Regions from separate parts of the Homo sapiens genome. Here region 2 is linked to region 1. A link is an interaction called in ENCODE POLR2A ChIA-PET data of the cell type or tissue named here. Cell type or tissue: IMR-90. All regions are shown on one strand. Links, peaks and the distances in the headings refer to the core of each region. The heading gives the core; the rest is flanking DNA.

Region 1 (2,921 bases), core at 152-2,651:
GAAGAGCAATGGCAACTGCCCAATGCTGTAACCTGTGAGGTTACTTTTGGTAAAATTCAAAAGCCAGAAATATTGGCAGTGTAGCCTGGCTAAAGTCAGGCAATAAGAGATTTAAGAGGACTTTTTTTTTTTAAGAGCTCTATGGATAAAAGTCAGCTTATTCAAGCTGTAACAGTCTGGGACTCCTTGGGAAAAACAGAGGAGGTGCTACAGACCCTGTTTTGAGAAAAACATCTGTTTTCCTCATGAAATCCCGGGAATTAGAAGTGAATAGATCCTTCTCAAAATCTAAGGCTCTGTTCTGTTTTGCTTTGCATTATCTGTCGTTTTTTATTTTGGGGGGTATCAGAAATTATTTTACATTATGAGAGTGCTTTGATATGTAATAGCTAGGTAGGAAATATACTTTGGGGATGGCTAATGGCAGTTATGGGAGGATACTCAGCTCTTTGTACGTTTGGATTAGAGAAGCATGCTGTTGGCCACCTGGAAGGTAGGGCAATATCCCAACCCCAACACTGAGAGATAAGACTCCCATGGGGAATGGGCTAACTGGCTTCAGATTGTTTTGCAATGAAATGTAAGTTGCCAGGCATGGTGGCTCACGCCTGTTAATTATAGCACTTTGGGAAGCCAAGGCAGGCAGATTGCTTGAGGTCAAGAGCTGGAGACCAGCCTGGCCAACATGGTAAAACGCCATCTCTACTAAAAATACAAAAATTAGCCAGGCATGGTAGTGCGTTCCTGTAATCTCAGTTACTAAGGCATGAGAATTGCTTGAACCTGGGAGGTGGAGGTTGCAGTGAGCCGAAGTTGTGCCACTGCACTCCAGCCTGGGCGACAGAGTGAGACTCAAAGAAATGCACGGTAAAATCTTTGCATTGTCTTGTTCTGTTGCGTTTCTCTTTTGGGGATCCAGGATTCAGTATAAAAATGGGACCCTTCATTTTGGGGGTCTGTTTTTGTCTTCCAGCTGTGCCTGTCATAGAAACTGTATGCTTTCCTGGCCTTTCCCTCCAAGGGCTCTACCCTGAAGCCCATAATCCAATTAAGAAACTGGCAAATGAGGCTGGGTGAGGTGGCTTATACCTGTAATTCTAGCACTTTGGGAGGCCAAGGCAGGTGGATCATTTAAGGCCAGGAGTTTGAGACCAGCCTGGCCAACGTGGTGAAACCTTGTCTCTACTAAAAATACAGAAAATTGGCTGGGCCTGGTGGCTCATGCCTATAATCCTAGCACTTTGGGAGGCTGAGGCGGGGGCAGGTCACGAGGTCAGGAGATTGAGACCAGCCTGGCCAACATGGTGAAACCCCATCTCTACTAAAAATACAAAAATTAGCTGGGCGTAGTGGCGCATGCCTGTAGTCCCAGCTACTTGGGAGGCTAAGGCAGGAGAATTGCTTGAACCTGGGAGGTGGAGGTTGCAGTGAGCTGAGATCGCACTACTGCTTTCCAGCCTGGAGACAGAGCAGGACTCTGTCTCAAAAAAAAAAACAAAAAAATTTAGCTGGGCGTGGTGGCAAGCGCCTGTAATTCCGGCTGCTCAGGAGATTGAGGCGTGAGAATCGCTTGAAGTTGGGAGGTGGAGGTTGCAGTGAGCTGAGATGGTGCCACTGCACTCCAGCCTAGGGACAGAGCAAGACTCTGTCTCGAAAAAAAAAAAAAAAAAAAAAAAGTCAAGCTCAGTGGCTCACACCTGTAATCCCAGCTCTTTGGGTGGCCAAGGCGGGCAGATCATGAGGTCAAAAGATCAAGACCATCCTGGCCAACATGGTGAAACCCGTCTCTACTAAAAATACAAGAATTAGCTGGGCGTGTTGGCACTTGCCTGTAATCCCAGCTACTCAAGAGGCTGAGACAGGAGAATCGCTTGAACCTGGGAGGTGGAAGTTGCAGTAAGCCAAGATCGTGCCATTGCACTCCAGCCTGGTGACAAAGTGAGACTCCGTCTCAAAAAAAAAAGAAACTGGCAAATGAAAAATCTTACAACTACTGGATCTTCTTCTCTCTACCTATTTATATGTGCTGTGTGTGATGTTTATATATGAAAGAGCTGATTAATTGGCTTATAAAATAAGAAGAGCTTAATTCAAATATTTCGTCAGAAAAGTAAAAGGTGCAATGTCTTTTAGTTCATGTGACTTAAGTAATTTTTGGGAAGTAAAAACAGTTTTACATGCAAGGTGTGTAAGAAAAGTGAAATGTGTTTTTGGTAAAATATCTATCTATATCTATCTATCTATCTATCTATCTATCTATCTATCTATCATCTATCTATCTATCATCTATCTATCATCTATCTATCTATATCTATCTATATATATATTTTTTGAGACTGAGTCTCGCTGTGTCAGCCAGGCCCAGGCTGGAGTGCAGTGGCGTGATCTCTGCTCACTGCAAGCTCCGCCTCCCGGGTTCACGCCATTCTCCTGCCTCAGCCTCCCGAGTAGCTGGGACTACAGGTGCCTGCCACCACGCCTGGCTAATTTTTTGTATTTTTAGTAGAGATGGGGTTTCACCGTGTTAGCCAGGATGGTCTTGATCTCCTGACCTCATGATCTGCCTGCTTCAGCCTCCCAAAGTGCTGGGATTATAGGCATGAGCCACTGCACCCACCCCAAGTAAAATATTTTAAGAAGGCATGGGAATGTGGGGTTTTTTTTTTTGCTTAAAGGGTTAAATGATTGTTTCAAGTTAGGATAAATCTGAAGGTTTGTGAAAAATTAATGTTTTTTTTTGTTTTTTGTTTTTTGTTTGTTTGTTTTTTGAGACAGAGTTTCACTCTTGTTGCCCAGGCTGGAGTACAATGGCGTGATCTTGGCTCACCGCAACCTCTGCCTCCCGGGTTCAAGAGATTCTCCTGTCTCAGCCTCCTGAGTAGCTGGGATTACAGGTGCCCACCGCCACGCCCAGCTAATTT
Region 2 (2,921 bases), core at 334-2,833, 190 kb before region 1:
ACACGGAATAGCATGTTTGTTGTTTTAACCTGCTATGTTTTGTTATGCAGTAAGATAATTAATACAGTGGGTGCCCAGGGCTGGCAAAATGGGAAAAGGGAGAGGTAATGGCTAAAGGGGATGAGCTTTCTTTTGGAAGTGATAAAAATATTCTAAAATTGATTATGGTGGTGGTTGTACAAATCTGAAAACCTTGAATTGTACACTTCAAATGACAATTATATGGCATATGAATCATATCTCAGAGCTGTTACAAAAAAACATTCTATAAAGTCACTTCTGAAATCTTACATGAAATTTTGATTATGTCAAAAATTAAGAATCAAAAAGTTCTTGACAAAAATAACTAATCAAGAGAATGAAGGTGACTTCAGGTAAAAGCAGATTAAAAAGACTAGACAAGAAAAGGTATCTACAGATATAAGAACTGTTAAAGAAGTAGTAAGGCTGGGCACTGTGGCTCACGCCTGTAATCTCAGCACTTTAAGAGGCCGAGGCGGGCAGATCACCTGAGGTCACGAGTTCAAGACCAGCCTGGCCAAGGCGGCAAAACCCCATCTCTACTAAAAATACAAAAATTAGCCAGGTGTGGTGGCTCATGCCTGTAATAGCAGCTACTCGGGAGGCTGAGGCAGGAGAATCGCTAGATCCTGGGAGGCAGAGGCTGCAGTGAGCCACTGCACTTCAGCCTGGGCAAAAGAGTGAAACTGTCTCAAGAAAAAAAAAAAAAGTAGTAAAACTGCATTTGCTGGTGATATTGTTGGATATTTAGAAAAACTCATAAGAGTAAATGGAAAAATTACTATAGATAGGAGTTTAGTAAAGTAGCCAGATTATATAAAATTAAACACCAGTTGTCATATACAAACAAAATACACATGTTAAAATACTAAAAAGTTAAAATATAATTGAAAAGACCTTTACAACAGCAACAAAAAGAACAAAAAATACCATGGCAAAACCTATATGAAAAGTTTAAAGTCTCTTGAAAGACTTAAAAATAGACTTGAATAATAGAAAGATATTTCATTCTTATATACAAAGTCTCAGCATTATTATTAGTTCTTCCTAAGTTAATAAATGTAATATCCCAATAAAAATAGCAACAGATTTTCCCTGGAGCTATACAAGTTACAAATAAAAGTTCCTAAAGAAAAAAAAAAAAAATAGCCAGGAAAACTTGGGGAGATAGCAACATATGTAGGGAACAGAAATGAAAGCTGTCCTACTAGATACTAAAATAGATTTAAAAGTCTCTAAAATTAAAATGATGTCACACTGGCACATGAATAGACAGACCAACAGAATAAATTCCAGAAACAAACCCAAGAACATACTGAAATCAAATACAGATTGAGTATCCCTTATCCAAAATGCTTGTGACTGGAAATGTTATGGAGTTAAGATTTTTTTTCACATTTTGGAATATTTGCATTATACCCAAATCCGAAAATCTGAAATCCAAAATGCTCCAATGAGCATTTTCTTTGATTCTCACGCTGGTGCTGAAAAAGTTTTAGATACTAGAGCATTTACAATTTCAGATTTTCGAAATTGGGATTCTCAATCTGTACACGATAAAAATGTCATCACAAATCAATGTAACATGGAAAGATGAACATTTTAAACAAACGTGTTGGGACAACCAGATAGTCATTAGGAAAAACATAATTGGATCAATTCCTTATTATACATCAATATAAATTCCAGATGGATCAGAGGCTGAAATGTAAAGTGAAATAACGTAAGTACTAGAAGACAAAATAAGAGTGAAAACCTTTATAATCTGGGAGTGAAAGAAAAAACTTCCCAGCTATTCTCAAAATCTAGGAGCAATAAAAGAGACTACCCATTTTTTTGGTAAAGTTTGCAGGGTAAAAATCATAGCAAAGTCACTTATATCACAGATAAATCTCTAGTATACAATTAGTTCCTAAAAATAAAGTTGCTTTTTTTTTTTTTTTTAATATTTTGAGGCCAGGCACAGTGGCTTACACCCGTAATCCCAGCACTTTGGGAGGCAAAGGCAGGGGGATCACCTAGGCCAGGAGTTTCAGACCAGCCTGGTAACACAGCGAGAGCTGTCTCTACAAAAAATGTTTTAAAATTAGCTGGGTGCGATAGCACATGCCTGTAGACCTAGCTACTCGGGAGGACTTGAGCCTGGGAGGTTGAGGCTGCAATGAGCTATAATTGCACTTACGCACTCTAACCGGGTGACAAAGCAAGATCCTGTCTCAAAAAAATATATATTTTGAAATATTCAATTTTTTAAAAGGTAACAGATGATGAAGTTCACAGAAGAAATGGAAACTGCTAAAACATACCAAAAGATGCTTTGTCATTCATAATAAAAATATACATTTAAAATACATGAGACCTTAACAGCAAAAAGAAACCCACCTAATTCAAAAAAAGGCAAAACATGTATATACAAACCATGAATTTGGATAAATATAGTATATGCATACAAGAAAACAGTATTCAGTCTTAAAAATTAAAATTCTGATACACAGATCTATGTAAAATTCTGATACATAGCTACAAAACATGGATGAACTCTGAAGACATTATGCTAAGTGAAATTAGCCAGTCATGAAAAGACAAAATACTCTATGGTTCCACATATATGGGGTACCTAGAATAGTCAAATTCATAGAGACAGTGGTTCCCAGGGACTGTGGAGAGAAGGAAATAGTAGCTATTGTTTAATGGATAGAGTTTCGGTATGAAATGATGGAGAAGTTCTGGAGAGGGATAGTGGTGATGACGGCACAGTGTGAATCTACTTAATGCCACTAAACTGTACCACTTAAAAATGTTTTAAATGGTACACTTGATGTTATGCATATTTTACCTTTTTTTTTTTCTTTTTGAGACAGAGTCTCACTCTGTTGCCCAGGCTGGAGTGCAGTGGCACA

What was found. ChIA-PET counts read pairs that join two places held together with the same protein. Peaks named below come from ENCODE experiments on the same cell type or tissue, not always from the same donor. Only the 100,000 strongest peaks of a DNase experiment are listed, where the experiment ranks them.
Region 2: POLR2A ChIA-PET joins it to region 1 with 11 read pairs; 2 of 35 experiments call an interaction of 5 or more read pairs at or near these places.

Annotation. Positions count from the first base shown.
Region 1 is chr5:32,343,465-32,346,385 of GRCh38, forward strand. No RefSeq gene overlaps it. Among named protein-coding and RNA genes, the nearest start is that of MTMR12, 32 kb to the left of the region's middle. In IMR-90, for the core only: no CTCF peak of the experiment used is centred there; no DNase peak of the experiment used is centred there.
Region 2 is chr5:32,149,270-32,152,190 of GRCh38, forward strand. All of the region lies in intron 1 of GOLPH3 (golgi phosphoprotein 3), which reads right to left. Among named protein-coding and RNA genes, the nearest start is that of GOLPH3, 24 kb to the right of the region's middle. In IMR-90, for the core only: no CTCF peak of the experiment used is centred there; no DNase peak of the experiment used is centred there; H3K27ac peaks cover 264 bases.